2 separate regions of the Mus musculus genome follow, and region 1 is linked to region 2. The links are chromatin loops, found by intact Hi-C in ENCODE. Cell type or tissue: heart. All regions are shown on one strand.

The links. Hi-C counts contacts between places; a loop is a spot of excess contacts. Peaks named below come from ENCODE experiments on the same cell type or tissue, not always from the same donor. Only the 100,000 strongest peaks of a DNase experiment are listed, where the experiment ranks them.
Region 1: it touches region 2 in a loop (2.4-fold over the local background); 5 of 42 quality-filtered maps call a loop at or near these places.

The regions. Positions count from the first base shown.
Region 1 is chr4:97,855,543-97,863,542 of GRCm38, reverse strand. All of the region lies in intron 2 of Nfia (nuclear factor I/A), which reads right to left. It overlaps Gm19417 (a long non-coding RNA gene), which reads left to right. Exons shown (of 2, transcript XR_376437.4): 2 at 722-8,000. Among named protein-coding and RNA genes, the nearest start is that of Gm19417, 9.5 kb to the left of the region's middle. In heart, a CTCF peak has its summit at 3,853; DNase peaks (open chromatin) are centred at 2,942 and 3,902; H3K27ac peaks cover 370 bases.
Region 2 is chr4:97,790,066-97,798,065 of GRCm38, reverse strand. The region is part of intron 2 of Nfia (nuclear factor I/A); the gene reads right to left. Among named protein-coding and RNA genes, the nearest start is that of Nfia, 16 kb to the right of the region's middle. In heart, no CTCF peak of the experiment used is centred here; DNase peaks (open chromatin) are centred at 3,015 and 3,965.

The DNA.
Region 1 (8,000 bases), 65 kb before region 2:
CGTATGGGGAGTCTAGGGATGCAGAGTGGCATGCTCAGGAGCTAAGCTCTACTTCTCAGAGCAATAATCACAGGTATATTTAGCATCCATCAGGATTGAACTGGCCTGAACACAGCTGGTACCAGCTTTATTTGCTTATAAAGACTTCCTGTCCTGCCCCCAATTCTATACTTCCTGGGGTCACTTCCCAAATAAACTATGTAGACCCAAACCTTTGTCATGGAATCCACTCGGGAAGGAATATAAATTGATGAACAAGGACTGTTTTGAAACACATTGAAGACATGGTTTGGGGCCCACTGCCAAGAGTAACTTCTCTGCAGTGTTCTATGTGCATGGCTCCTATTGATCTTCCCAACAAGTGGACAATTCCAAGAAGACTGAAGCATACCCATGCTCCCAAACGAATTGCTGGAGACAGGTGCCCTTGACCCTCGAGTCCAGCCTGTGGCCATTATCCTTCAGGAGGTTACTTAAGCCTCCTTAGTGATTGTCAGCCCCTCCTATGAGCATGGGGAATGACAGCACCTATACCATGATAGGACCATGGGAAATGATATGCCATTTGTAAAAAGCACCTAGCATATAAAACAGAGTGTAGAATTAACTGTGAAGCTGAAAGAAAGCCAGCATAATTTCCCCAGATAGTAAGGAAATTATTCCTAAGACTTCAAAATTCTCAACATTTTTATTTTGTTGCTCACTGTTTTGTCTCTTTCAGCCTCTGAGTAACCAGGCCTAATCCAGGTGCTCTTGTGCATCCCTCTTTTTTGTGATGGAGCACCACCTCTCAAGTAATGGGCAACACTCGGCATCTCAGCTGACCTTCGTGACTTTTAAAGCATCCCTGCCTGCTTGATGATCTAGGAGACGTGGGCAGAGCAAATAACCATGGACCCACAGAAGATAGATGAGCTTTGGTGAGGTGCGGTACACCAGCTCATACTGAAGGAAGAGATGAATGGCGCCTAGAGAGCTGATTTACTGTCTGAAGATAAAGTCTCCTATAGATCTTCATTAAGATAATGCTAACTTCCCAAGGTTGATTTGCAAGAGTGGCTGCTGCATGGGACAAAAGACAAAAAAAAATAATAAAGTTTGCAAATGTCAAGGCCTTACGGGGCCAGTGCTGAGATGGTTTATCAAAGCCCCTCTTCATTCACAGTGGCTCAGGGGAGTCGGGATATCTTAAAAAGAGGATATATATATATAGACATAGATATAGATATATACACTACATGATATGCCAACTAATTTAATTTCTCTCTCTTACTATAAGCACTATGCAAAATAGTGTTCGAGCATTTATGGTAACATCGAGATATTTGCCTACCATTTATTTGCCTACTATTTATTTGAGATATCATCAGAACATCGACAGGTACACAACCCTTACATTATTATGATGCTGTTTGTTGTGAGTTCACAGAAGTACATTCCAGTTTATATATCCCCAAGGATTGTTAGAGTTTCTTACAAAGGATAGACAAGTTTTTGTTCTGACAAATGAAGAATGAATATAACATGAGAAGCTATAAAACTAACATCTCTTAGATATGTGGAGTACCCTGGGGTAAAAAAAAAAATGTCCTTTTCCATTTACTAATTGATACTTGCCTCTCTTCATCCTATAAAGGTCAATATTCAATTTAAAAAAATGTTTTACAAAACAAAAATGGTAAAATTTATAATGAAGAGAAAATGAACACACATTTCAGTTGTGCTGACATAGCCCTGGCTGAGATTTTTCTGTGTGGATTCTGGCCTCCCTCTTCAGTAAATGTAGCCTGAGGCACAGCTGCCTTGCTGTGTGCTACATAGGCCAGACCCTCTATCCACTTCCATTCCAGCCAAGCCTTTGACACTAGATTCCCACTTGTGTATTGACATCTAAGACTAGTACAACTTAAGGACTAGAGAGATAGCTCATTCAGGACCTGGTTTGGAATCTCTAGTACCCATGGAAAACTTGGGTAGGGCCTGCCTGTTACCTCAGCACTGAGACCACAGAGACAGGATTCCTGGAGCTCAGTAGCCAGCCAGTCTAGTCAACCCACAAGCTCTGGGTTCAGTCAGAGACTCTTCTTCAAAAACAAAGGTGGATATAGATAGCAATTAAGGAAAACACCTGACATTTACCTATGCTCCCCCCCCCCCCAAAACCCTGGAGGGAATACATACACACACAAGTGAGGCATATCCACATGTTCGTGTATACACACATATACTACACACACAAAAACAAATAAAAAGGAAAACAACTAAGTTAGGTTTTAAACTGTGCTTTTAATTCTGTCAGAAATCAGCTGGTGACTGTCATTTTTTTTCCCTCTCCATTGGACTGTGGGCTTCTCAATAGCGGAAATATGACTAATACAGAACTTAACACACATGAGTGTCAAAATGCTGAATGACTAAGTGAGAAAATGACTAGTGAAGTAACTATAAAGGAAGAGGCGGCCGAAGCAGGTACAGAAGATGGCCAACAACATGTGATCCTCTCTGACATCACTCAGGTAGACTAGAACCCATGGCTAGCAAACGCACAAGCCCCGCCTCCCACATTATTCCTTCCTGTGCTGCAGGGTTAGTGTTTTGTTTTTGTGTTTTGCTTTGTAGTTGTTCAGGAAATAAGGGAAGAATAGCAGGTCCCCAGGGTTTACAAGAGTCATGAGTAGCCGGTGCTGTCCCCTAAGAGTCGGCTCTAATGATATCCCCCCACTTACCCTACTATGCCTCTCAAAATCTTAAAATCATAATAAACTCCAGAACCAAGTAATCTCAGTTTAAAAAGCAACTACAGATAATGTTTGGTGATTGGTTCTGTAATGTGATAAAATTTACAGTGTGTTTTTTAAGTCATTTAACTGGAGCTGGGAAGGAGGCCACACACCAATAACACAGTGCAGCTGCAGAGCTGCAGAGGGTCCTCCCCACCGCATGCCACAACGTTCTCAAAGACTGAATCATGTCTGGTTGGGTCCTGTCAAAAGTTTACTCATGGATCTCAGCTGTCACAACCTAAAACATGACTTTAGCTTCAGGGCGTGTGGTCTAGCAAAAGCCAAGATCTCAGTTCTCCATCCTGCTCTAAGAACCAGACTCCCCTGAATTTCTGGTCCCTGATTTATCTGCTTATTGGTAGGTGGTTTTTGTTATTATTGCTCTTTTGGGGATTGCTGGGTTTTTGTTTTTTTGTTTGTTGGTTGGTTTGACTTTTGTTTTCTGTTTGCTTTTGGTTTCTTTTTCTTTTCTTTTCTTCTTTCTTTCTTTCTTTCTTTCTTTCTTTCTTTCTTTCTTTCTTTCTTTCTTCCTTCTTTTTTTTTTTTTGAAACCTTATTGTTTTGTTTTCTCCATTGCTGAGAACATAACTGGGTAGCACCTAGAAAGTGCTCTACCACTGAGCTCCATCACCAGCCAGTCCCTTTCTGCTCTTCCATTTCACTGTATGGTATCACGACAACAGGAAGGCCGCTTCTGTTTTTCTCAGGTTTCTAAAGTGAACATCACATTCTGGGCTGGTGGCTGGTTTTGGACCCCTGAGGAGCAGATTCACTTATTCAAGTCTTCCCTCCCTAACCCAATGCTGGATGAAACAGGAGCATCGAATTCTTCTAAACTCTATAGTACACCCTCTCTCTGCTCCTTTCACCGATTCATAATTGGATGTGGAATTCCCCAACCTATTTCATCAAAAGTCCATTTCATTTCAAAACCACGTGGAAAGCAAAAGAAACCATCTGCTTTGTGAAGCGTCAGCACACACAAGGCTTTCAGGGCAGGTAGTGGTGTGTGGGAAAGGCCTTCACAACAGCTTTGCATGCTACCCTGGCCTGCTGAGGGTGCATGTGTTTCACAACCACCAGGGAAGGCTGGGAACAGACCCAGGGCAGGGTTTCTGTTACTACATTTAGCTATTGCCTCTCCATCTGCAAAATGCCCTCACCTCGTAACTCAACTCTTCTTTTAGCTCTCACACGTGAGGGGAAGAGAGTCAAGATGGATGGAAGCAGAGCAATAATGCAATAGCAGTGCCTCAGGCTGAGACCAAATCCAGTGCTCTCATCAGCTCTGGCCTGATTCCTGTCTCTGCTGGCTCATCCCTAATACAGAATACTTTACTGAGAATGCACCGAGAACTGGTTGCTATGTCATGAAATTCATGTGTCAACTTCACCAATTCCCTAAGGTACCATCTTTAGACCAGCTTCAGAGAAAGGAAACCAAGCCTGAAAAAAGAGCTGCCTGCCCCAAACTGAACAGTCAGAAAGTGACATGGCTGGGTTATCTGGCTATGACTCTGACATCCTCTTTGGAACATCATGACACCCAGCTCAGAAAGGTAAGAGGAAGGAAATGAAGGGCAATCAGAAAGAGTGAGTGGTAAGGGACAGCCTGGGAATGAATAAAATGGATCCTTGCTCTCCTCTCCTGTGGGTAGATTTCAGGTCTCTATAGGAGAACAAAGGCCCTCTACTCTGGGGAAAATATACAGACTGAAACTTCCATTCATTTGTAAATGTGCACCTTCCAAAGAATTCCCATACAACTTGTCTGTGTGTCATCTTTGCCACAAAACCTGTTGTGGTCAGAGAAAAGAAGAGAAATCGCAGGCGTGGAGTCAAGATCTTGCCCCATCACACTCGTGGTGGGTAAGGAGTACAGGAGGCCAGCACACCTCCCTCTCAGCTGTCCTTTAGCTTCCTTTTCCTGAACCAACAGCTTCTTTCCTAAATGAGCAACAAAAGCTCTGGGCCAGCATCAAACCTCAGGGGCTCTGGCCTCTGTCATTTAGTAGCTGTGAAGCCTTGAACAGGATTTACAGGCACTTGGGCTACAGGTCCCTCATCTCTCATTTGGAGGTAACAGTACCTATTCTCTCTATTACATGGTGTTGTCAGAAAAATCAAACGAGAAAATGGATGTGAAGAGTCCCTTTGAAAACTGCAAATACTATACGAATATAAAGGATTATTATTTTTTGGGTCCAATAAAACTTTCTCAGTTGAATGAGCCCTGTGTAGATGGATGGTCAAGTTTTAATAACCAAGAAAAACGCTCCGATTCTTGAAACAATTTACAGAGCTACTCACTCCCAGTAAAGGACACTGGTTATAAAATGACTTAAATCAGCACTCTCTGCCATCTTCTAGACATAAATTGTTACTGGCTGAGGATAGGTAGCAAAATGGCTATTTTCAAGACACACAGCCTTTGACTATAAAATGCTGATCTTCCCTAGTCTAGAACATGGAACATGGAGCAAGGTAGGAAAACAAAGGCTACTGGTATTTAAAGAATGGGTGCCCTTATCTCCACAGTGCCCAGGAGACTACAAATGCTCAAACCAGATTCTCATTAAATATTTCAAGGATGTTAGTCAGAGCCAGATCAACTCTGTTATGCACCAACAGGCTGGCTTTATCCTCAAACCAATCATAAATAAACTTCTAAATACAGCCTGTTCAAAACACGTATTTCAAAAAGTATTACCAACCTTTATGCAATCTGTCACTAGCATGTACCAAATTCATTTAAAGCTACCTTCTGTAGAGATGAGCCACACTCTTGCGGCCACTTGTATTTGGAATAGAGGTTCATACAGTATTATTTTTAATAACGTCTAACGTTATTCCTTTCTCTTTAGGAGACAGAAATTCACTGCCAAACACACTGCTTCCATTCACAAGATTATTTATGGCAGAGATAATTGAATTCTGGTCACATGACTAAGGAAGACTAGGTTGAGAGTGGAAAGAACCCAACCATAATTTCTAGAGAGATCCATAAATCACTGCTTTCTTCCCCTGGAGGTTGAAGTCCTCAGAGCTCTATGGATTCTTCCCTGGCATTTATCCCCAGTTGGGAAACATCACTGAAATTCCTTTCTATGTTCAGTGGCAAAACTCTTAAGGTAGATACACTGAAATTACTCTCTATATTGGTCTTTGAGAATGCCAATGGGGCTCAGAGGAAATCCCACCCTTTTCCATAGGCCAAATGTTCCTGTCTCTCTTACAAGCAGTTTGAAGAGCAAATCAGAATTAAGTGTACAAGCCTATTCCAGTACTCTCTTTCCCCCTAACAAAATGAGCCACCTTCCAGAAGCACATGACAAGCACAGCACGACAGACACGGTAGCCATAGGTGGCAAAGTCTCGTGATCGTTCTCACATCTATCAGCAGTATTCAGCCATTCCTTAAAGAAGATAGACTCAAAGCCCGCCCTAAACAAGGAATTTCTCCCTGTTTGTCCACTCTGTGTTCTACCAGACTTGGGACTTGAATGATTCAATCTGCTTGCATTACAGATAGCATTTATAGATCTTTGCACTTCTTGGCTAAGTCTAAGAAGTTACTAAGCTGCTTGGTTACTTTCAAAATATCTTCAGCTTATTCTCAAAATACAAATGCAAGGAATGTTGTCCAGCTACAAGGTATATAGGAAATATGCTTCTTGCCTGAGGAAATGATTTCTTAAATAGATCACATTTCCATTTGCTTGGCCTCTTAATTCAAGTAGATGGGTAAACAGTACCATCCTATACGTTTTAGTCTGGAATAATTTTAGCATTTTAAAATTTCTCTAGTTTTTTTTTTAATTTATGTTTCCGAGAATATAATAATTAGAATTTTATAAAAGACCATGAATGAGAGAAAGTGGAGGAGTAAGCAAATATTCCATGGTTCCAGCATCAACAGCTATGAGACCAAACAGCCAAGCGTTTGAGTGTGCATGCCAGTGGAGAGCAGCGTGCACATCATTCCCGTTTGACCATAGGCAGAAGCACATAAAGTAGCATGGACACCGTCTTCTATAAGCTCCCGTCCTTTTCTATTGAGGAAACAATCTCTCTCTCCCGTCCTCTCTCTTAAACAAACTAAGAGACCTGTCACTGTCTTATTAATAAAAGAAAGTCTGTTCCTTTAAAGGCTCGGCAAACCCTGACACCTTTGCCAGTGCTCCATCCATGAGGCTAGGTCAGCCTTGTGACGAGTATCCACCCATCAAGGCGGCAGTGAGAGTAATATTTGCTCGTTGCAGACCATCTCCTAAGGTTCCTACCACAGCCATGAAGAAGAGTTTTGCCAGAAAGAAATATGTGGTGCACGCATCCTGTAGTTATCAGAAGGATCAGTGGAGAAAGACTTTACCCAGAGGCAAAAGCGCACTAATCCTTAACATCTCAAAACCTTACAATATCTGCAGTGCTGGGAAATGACTAATACTGGGTGCCTGCCTAGGCCTTTACTAGCAATGTAAGTTTCTGGCCCAATCTTACAACATCAGCCTTGGCTATAACTTGCCCAGGTGCACCACAGCAGCCAGGAGTCTAACCTAGGCTTTCCTCTACGCCTACGTTCACAGCTGTCTCTCCTCCTCCCCACCAGGCAAATGATTCTGAACCGCCATGAACTCGTCAAGCAATGTACCTCCACTTAATCAAGCCTTTAGGGAGATCACTCAACTTCTTTTGGGTCAGAGGTGCCTTTGAATACCCAATGAGAATGACAGTTGATAGTACTAGAGACTGTGTGAATGAGTTCTCCAAGATAGCTCTATGGGTCCAGATGAGGACTCCACCAGACTGTGTACAGGTTCTCTGCACAGTTCAGATTGGCTATCTACGTCATTTGTGACCATGCCTTCCAAGAGACAGGCAGGACAAACACCCAAATCCTAGAGAGCGAGAAAGGCCAAGTTCACAGTGTCACAGCAAATGGAACTAAGGAGCTGTGAGCCAGAACAAACTCTTTCTCCCTTAGGTTGCTTTGTTCTTTGTCATCGCAACAGCTACAGGAATGGAGCTCACCTGGAATACAAGGCAGAGGACTACAGAGCCCAACCAGACAGAAATGGTGGAGCCCTTCTCACATTCAGTTGAGCCCACAGAAACATCAGGAAGAGCTGGCTGTTACAATACAGGCTGAAGTACAAATGAATTCTCCAGAGAGAAATGGGGGTGGCAGTAAGGAGGAGCACTCCTGGAGGGAGGCTG
Region 2 (8,000 bases):
CTCCTCTTGGTCATAATTCAACCAGGTGAAGAAAGATGCTGTGGTATACACACTCAGTGCCAGGTCCTCTGCTGTCCTACATGGGGAAATCCAAAACGACACAAGCCTGGCCCTGCCCAGAAAGAACGCACAGCCCAGTTTGGAAGACAGTTTTATCATGACACGGGATGTGATCCTGGAGTATTAACATAGTGCTTGTGGATGTCAGGGATACACTGCAAAGGATCCTCAGCTCAAGTGGGGATGAAAAGAACGCTTCCTTGAGGAGATAAGAATACAGCCGAGTATTAATAACGTTAGCCAAGTAAAAAGTGGGCTAGGACATAAGAAACAAAACATGCATGCATACGTTGCAATTGAAATTTCATGGGTAGAAGCCTGCAGCAGGCAGGAAGGAAAGCAGGGAGGCCCTGGGTGCTCCATACACAGAATCTTTATTCCTGTTTCCCCATATGACTTCTCTGATTTCAAGGAGAGCTGGGTTCAATAGTTAACTCTGAAAGGTCATTTTACCCACCTTACTCAGCTGAATTGGTCAAATTCCAGTTAGCAGAATTTAAATGCTGTATCTGTTATCCTGCTTACAAATGAACTACATAGTAACAGCATCGTTAAAGGGGGTCTTGTCTCATGTCCAAGCCAGTCCTCAACACTGAGTTCCTTAAGTCCTAAAATGCTCTCCAACCCCAACTCCTCCCTCCTGAAGTTCAAAGAATCAAAGATCCTTTGGTTACTGAAATATCATCCTGGTGGGAATATGCAGATGGGGATTAACTCCAATTTCTAAGACAAGCTATGCTTTTTCCAGATGTTGGGCGGAGCTTTTGAAAGAGAATAATACTCTGAAACAATGTCCTTCGTAAAGACTCTAAAACCAGAAATGGTGTTAATGGCATTATTACAAACTCAGTTCCAACTTGACTATACATATTTAGAAATACATAATGTTAGGACATTAGGAAAGATTGTCTATCACTATCCACTGTTACTGGTATTATGTGAGATGAGATAGGAGACAAGCAATGAAACTGTAATACTTTCCAGCATTACAAACAAAATAAACAAACAAAAACAAGTGGGGTGAGAGACAAAGAGTAAGATTCTAAAGATTAAGGGCAAAGACAGATTTTGAAATTTTAAAAACTTTCATTATTTGGGAATAAGATAACTCTTAAGTAAAGGATATACAAAATATTTCTAAAACCATCAGGCACACTCTGTCATTTGTATATACAGGTTATCTAATCCGAAGGCGATGTGGTTTTCTTTTCCCTGGAGGATCTGAACTGCTAACATCCCATGGACTGTATCAAGTTTGCTTCACTTCTCTTGCTGACTGTTAAACAAAGAGCTTCGTCTTGAGTTTCATGACGTCCCACATGCTCCTGAGACTAATCCCCACCCATTTTTATTTACAGTGCTCGGGACAAGTTTCTATGACAATCCCGTGCCATTCTGTAACTGTATGCGCTGCATTTTCTGAGTTTTGAGCTTAATTGTAGGACAAATTATTTGTTCTATGATTGGTACAGAGAGACGCGCACACCGGGGTGGTGGTAGAAACAGATTTCACTTTCAGATTAAACAACAAGCAAATAAAATAGAGAAAAACAAACCCCAGCATATGCTATTGGGACCAGCAGATTTATGCTCTTCTTTTGTTACCTCATATATGAGACCTGGAACCTTTCTCCTATTTCTGACCACTGTCTACACATGCTCCTATAGACCCTCCAGCCACCCCATTACCACACTGGTCACAGCAGCCCTGGGTGCTCTCTATGCAAACGCAATGCAACCTGCACCTGCCATCTTTTATCGGAAAGGAAAGGCAAAGCAGATCCAGACCCCTGGCAACCTCAGACCCTCATCAGTGTGCAAGTCCTGCCATTGCTGACTTTCAGAGAGGGAGCAGAATTCGGATTGTAGGAAGCGGCACCACTGAAATCTGGCTGTGTGTTAGGGACCTCCACCAACTGCCAAATGAATTCCCCACAGCTTGCTCTCCAAGGCTTCCCTTCCTTTCTGTTTTCCACTCTAGTTCTCCCGGTGTTTTGTTTTTCTGTAACTCTATTTGTTTCACACTTCATCATTACAAGGAAGATGTCAGAGAGGGGGGGGGAGGAAGTCTGTCTGTCTGTCTATGTCTCACTGTTCAGTGGCTTGCTCTAGAGAAAACATCATAGCGGTCAGCTTCTAAGAAACAGAAAGCTTGGGCCCTCTTTCGGAACATTTACACAGACATTTCTGACACAAAAGATTCTTGAACACATAATAGAAATACAGTCAAATGTTACAAATCTCAATGTGCAGCATTTATTTTATTTTTAAAAAAAAAACAACACAGGGGCCAGTGAGACAGCTCCGTTCCTAATGGTGCTAAGCAGGCAAACCAGGGGAGCGGAGCTCCTCGCCTGGAACCCACATAAAGGTGGAAAGAGCAAAGTGATTCCACAAAGTTTTTTTCTCTCTCTCCCTCTCTCTCCCTCCCTCTCTCTCTCTTCCCCCTCTATCTCTCCTTCTCTCTCTCCCTCTCTCTCTTTCTCTTCCCCTCTCTCTACTTCTCTCTCTCCCTCTCCCTCCCTTTCTCTCTCCTTCTCGCGCGCTCTCTCTCTCCACACACACACATGCACATATACACACACACACATACACACACACAGGTATATACACAAACATACCATAGCATGCACCCTCCCCCTACATCCCCATCATGCAAACATAGACATGTACACACAATTTTTTTTTAAAAATTAAAACAACTGGTTCTACAAATGTTTAAAGACTCCACACAGTCTATTAATTAGGAAGACCCTAGTGTAAAATTATCAAAATATTTGAAATCTTAATATCTGAAGAAATTATACCTAAGAAAGTTGTTGCATGGTATGTTCTTCTATCTTGGGAACCTAGTACCATGCAGAGACCGTAAGAACTGATGTTTGATGACTCAATGGCCAGCGCCATGGTAAAATCTGTCAAGAGAGGCAGCCAAACTGACCTCACTAGCCAGTATCAGCCAGAGCATCCCTGGGATGCAGCTGCTGTGTGACTCATACAGAATCTTCCATCACACAGCTTCTGGGAAGCAAGAGCTTCGGTTTTCTGCCTATGAAATAAAGGCCCAGGCCTCCGAACTTTCTTCAAGGTAAGAAAACAAAATTAATACAAACACAGACAACATTCTGGGTGGTTTCTTACTACATTTTTAAGCTTTTAAATAAACAATGGATTTCAAGATTATCTTGAGAGTCCTGGAGAACATTTCTTGTTTTTGTTTGTTTGTTTGTTTGTTTGTACTACGATAAATTCAGAAGCAGAGCTTAGAACTTGATGTGTTGTCGATATCTCTGAGATAAAAAGAAGATCCAGAAGAGCAATCGACTAACCATCATACCGGGGCCTAGTTCCTCAACCTGCTTCCTACTATATACAGGCACTTATAAGAACTCTTCAACTCAGATGTTAAGGTTAAGTGGAGCGCCAGTAAGATAATACATATGAAAATACTAGGTAGATACCGCATCTAAGGAACACAAGCATGGGATCTGAGAGACTTGGCTTAAATGCCGGCTCTCTTCTTTCCTAATCATCAGACTTGAGTGTGTTCTGTCCCTGTTGCCTGACAAGGGCAGTCACAGTCTCCTGAGCACATCTATCCTCCAACAAACACACAACAAGAACAACTCACCCAGACTGGAAGTCAGAAACGAAACAAAGTAAAGACAAACAAGTTCATGTAAAAATCAAAGAAACCCGTATCCACGATGGCTGAAACTTCACCACGCCATGGTACCCAAATACACAAACCTCTCTGGCTGTCCCGTGTTTTGAGTCTGTAAAGGAAGGCTCTACAGCAAAACAAGAGAAAGCCTGTGAGCTCGCCTGTAAACTAAGGGACCGCGTAAGAGCGCCCAGGTGGAGTCATCCGGCCCTCTACCCTCTGCCTGCCCCACAAGTCAGCTGGCTAAGGACCTGCGGTACTCCCTTGTCACTCTGTACCCAGTCACCTCCCAAGCACAACTGGAAATGAAGCCAAAGCTAGGCACAGCCAGTCTCCACAGAGAAAAACTCAAAATGTCTCCCTTTGAAGAATCACAAAGCTTTTGTTTGAAACCTCTGACCTTTCTAGAGAAATCAGTCACAGTAGTTTAAAAATGTAGGTGGCATAAGGACAAAGCATGCCATTTATCCACTTTGGGTGGTTTTCGTCTTTTCTGTGAGACACACATCTTTAGAACAATTATGTCTTTCACTGTAACATTTCAGCCAAAAAAATTTCTCACAAAAAACATATGTGTGTATATATATTATATATAACCTTACACATAATATGTATTCTGAACTTGGCAAGATGTTATACTTTTAAAATTTTTACCCCTACCTCATTTTATTGAAGCTCTAGAGAGATAAAAATTTTAAAACATCAAAAAAATTCATTAAAAATGTAAACATGGTAATTGTTTTCAATATGCTATTTGTGTGTGTGTGTGAGAGAGAGAGAGAGAAAGAGAGACAGAGAGAGAGAGAGAGAGAGCAAGCATGACATGGGGGAGCACATTGCTGTGGTACAGGTGTGGAGGTGTGGAGGTCAGGGGACAACTTTGTGGAGTTAAGTTCTCCATGAATGTTTCAGGAATCAAACACATGTCACCAGACTTTGAGCTAACTCGCCAGCCCAGAGTGCTATACTTTTGATTCAGAAGGGTGATGGTAGTTATTTTCAAAGGTACATTAAGAATAAATTCTAACAAAAAATCCTTGTCACTTATTGATAGGTCATAAAAGCCCCACAATGACTGTTTTTGCTTACAGACACACATGGCACAGCATGGGAACTACGATAGAAAACAGAAACCTCTTTACCATTTACAAAAAGAGAAGGGAGACCACTGACTAAATGAATCCAGCAGCAATTTCAGGAACTCACTAATCTTATAGGATACACACCCACCAAAAGTCCTTGTCACAGTCCTACAAAGACACAAGCATTGTTCATGCAAGCGACTTGGCGGCCAGATTCTCACCTAGAGTCCTTCTTGGCACACACTTTAATCTTAAATAAGATAATATTGCAAACATACTCTTGAGTCCATCATTTCAAAAATCTTAAAAACATACTATTAGAAATGAAACCCATTAGCATATGACAGACATGATGACCAAGTGCTCAGTCCTAGTATTCAGGAGGCTGAGACAGGCTGATCTGAGTTCCAGGCTAGCCTAGTCTACACAGCCAGTTCCAGACTAGCCTAGTCTACACAGCCAGTTCCAGGCTAGCCTAGTCTATACAGCCAGTTCCAGGCTAGCCTAGTCTATACAGCCAGTTCCAGGCTAGCCTAGTCTACACAGCCAGTTCCAGGCTAACCTAGTCTATACAGCCAGTTCCAGGCTAGCCTAGTCTATACAGCCAGTTCCAGGCTAGCCTAGTCTATACAGCCAGTTCCAGGACAGCACAAGGAAACCTTGTCTCAAATAAATAAATAAATAAATAAATAAATAAATAAATAAATAAATAAATAAATAAATAAATATAAATTTAAAAAATTAAAACAAAACCAAACCCCCCAAACCAAAAACAAAACAAATAAATAAAAAGAAACAAAACACAAACAAACAAAAGCATCAGCATAAAGGATATCTGTGATGTTTAATGCTGATGTGCTAGTATAACAGAACCCTCACAATGGTGCAATAGGGAGCTGCAGAGATAACATGCAGACACACCATACCTTATATTCTATAGCAAGCTTTGATGGGATCCTACCCCACACTCATTTAGAATGTTCCACAGTGGCATAGAGAAGGGCACCAGGTCACTTCAGCTCATCTGTCCTGTCTATGTCCCTCTTTTAAACTGGCTTCTTCTGCAATAAACACTTTCCTAAAACTTGGTGAGAGTTTGTCACCCTAAGGCTTTTATGTCAGCTTCTTTGCATGTCAATAGAAGATCTGAGAGTGACACTATAGAATCCTGCATGTACAATAATCACTCTGTGCAGGAGCTTAAACTTAGGTAAGTAATCCCTTTAAGATTAAAATATACATAATTATAAATGCCTCCAGCAGGAAAAGACACCCACACATCAACATAGGTGAGATGGCTACAAATTTATGATATTAAGAAATTTGTCTCTGATTTTGAAAAGACAGTAAATGCTGACACTGTAATTCTACTGTCCTTGTTATTTGCCAGCAAATACCATTTCCCTGGGAATATGTGAATATTCCCATCCAGAACAAGCTGTGTGACTTACTGTAGATACTTTCTACAATAGCATGATGTAATATGCTACCCAGTCCTGGGCTAGCAAGAACAGAATAAAGTCGCCCAGACAACAGCATCAAGAACAGCAGCCTAGCATGGCAAGTGCTTCAGTTTCACAGAATTTTTAAAATAACCCCCTCCTCTCTTTCTTGACCTTTTAAGAGAGGACCTAGTTCTATTGCCCAAGCTAGCAAACCTCCTGCCTCAGCCTAAAGAATGCAGAGATAACAGGAGTGATTTTTCCATACCCAGCCTAGTAATTATCTTTTTAATTTATAGAGTATTTCAAGATAGGCATGATGACACATACTTTTAATCCCACCACTTGGGAGTCAGAGGCAGGCAGATCTCTGTGCCTTCAGCCTTGCCTAAATCAATAAATCCTAGGGCAGTCGGGGCTACACAGTGAGACCCTGTCTCATAGGTAAATAAGTGATATTTCTGTTTTATTTAATAAAAGTTCAAGTCAGTAGCTGATTTAAATACACCTTAGAAGAATTAATACGTTCAAAAAAACCCCAATGTGTTTTAAATTGTAGTGGTTGGTCTTTTTATTCTATTTACAGTGGTAAAATTCGCATTGTGTGGGTTTTAGGTTTTACACTACAGCCATTAAGAGCTAATCTTGGCTGGGCATGGCATTACATGCCTTTAATCCCTGGGTCTACAGAATGAGTTCCAGGATAGCCAGGGCTACACAGAGAAACCTGTCTCAAAAAAAAAAAAAAAAAAAAAAAAAAAGTGTTCTCTGAGCCTGAAAAAAAAAAAAAACTTGTATAAATTTCAAAAATTAAAATAAGGGCATTAAAATCAATCATCTGTTTTTGTATTTTTCTATTTTAATTTTTAAAAATTAAAGTAATAAAGTTCCTCTTATGGAACATGATTTTTGCTTTCTTTTATATTATTGACATAAAACCAGAGGCAAATTTCAAAGCAAAACAATTTTTTTAATTTTAAAATTAAATCATTAGAGGTTTAAAATATTATTCCCTGTACATATATAAGCATGTCAAATTTTCATATATGTGTTAAATTTAATTTTTAGGTAATATTTGGTTTAATATTCAATGTCATCTGAAAGTATCTAGAACTCATTAATCTAAATGTATCTTTTAAAAAATTATTTTAAACCTGTTTAAAAATACATGTATTCACATCACCATTCTAAAAGAGACTTATTTCTTAATAAGTCACTCCAGAATTTTGACCCTAACTCTGACAGGAGACCATTTTTCTCCTAACCAACTTCGTCTCTTCTATGGCTAAGACTTGAACTGTTGAGGAAATTATCCCCACGAAAAGGTTTAGCTTTTGACGGTCCTGCTGTGTGACACTGCTTAAATGGAGCCTGTTGCAAAAACACAAGCTATGAGATGGTCTAAGGTGGGTTTAGATGGCTTTTAAAACAATAATTTTTGACTCAGCAGGCCTGCCTGGATGTCACTCTGCAGGCTGCTCTTGTGAGTTTTGTTACTTAGGATACCAGTGTGAGGAAAGAGTTAAAGGGTGAAAGAAGGAGGGAAGGAAAAGAAAAGAAAGAGCGAGTGGAGTGTCGGGAATAGTCTGAGGTAGGCCGCTAGCCTAGCAATGTGGGGATGCGCAGCACTGGAAAAATAAAATGAAGTTCAAAAGAGCAAGCTGAGTATAGTGAACTCGGTACAGTGTCGGCTGTGGCTCAGACATGCCAAGCTGTCCCTTTCCTTTGGGCTCCGTACCTGTACTCCCAGTT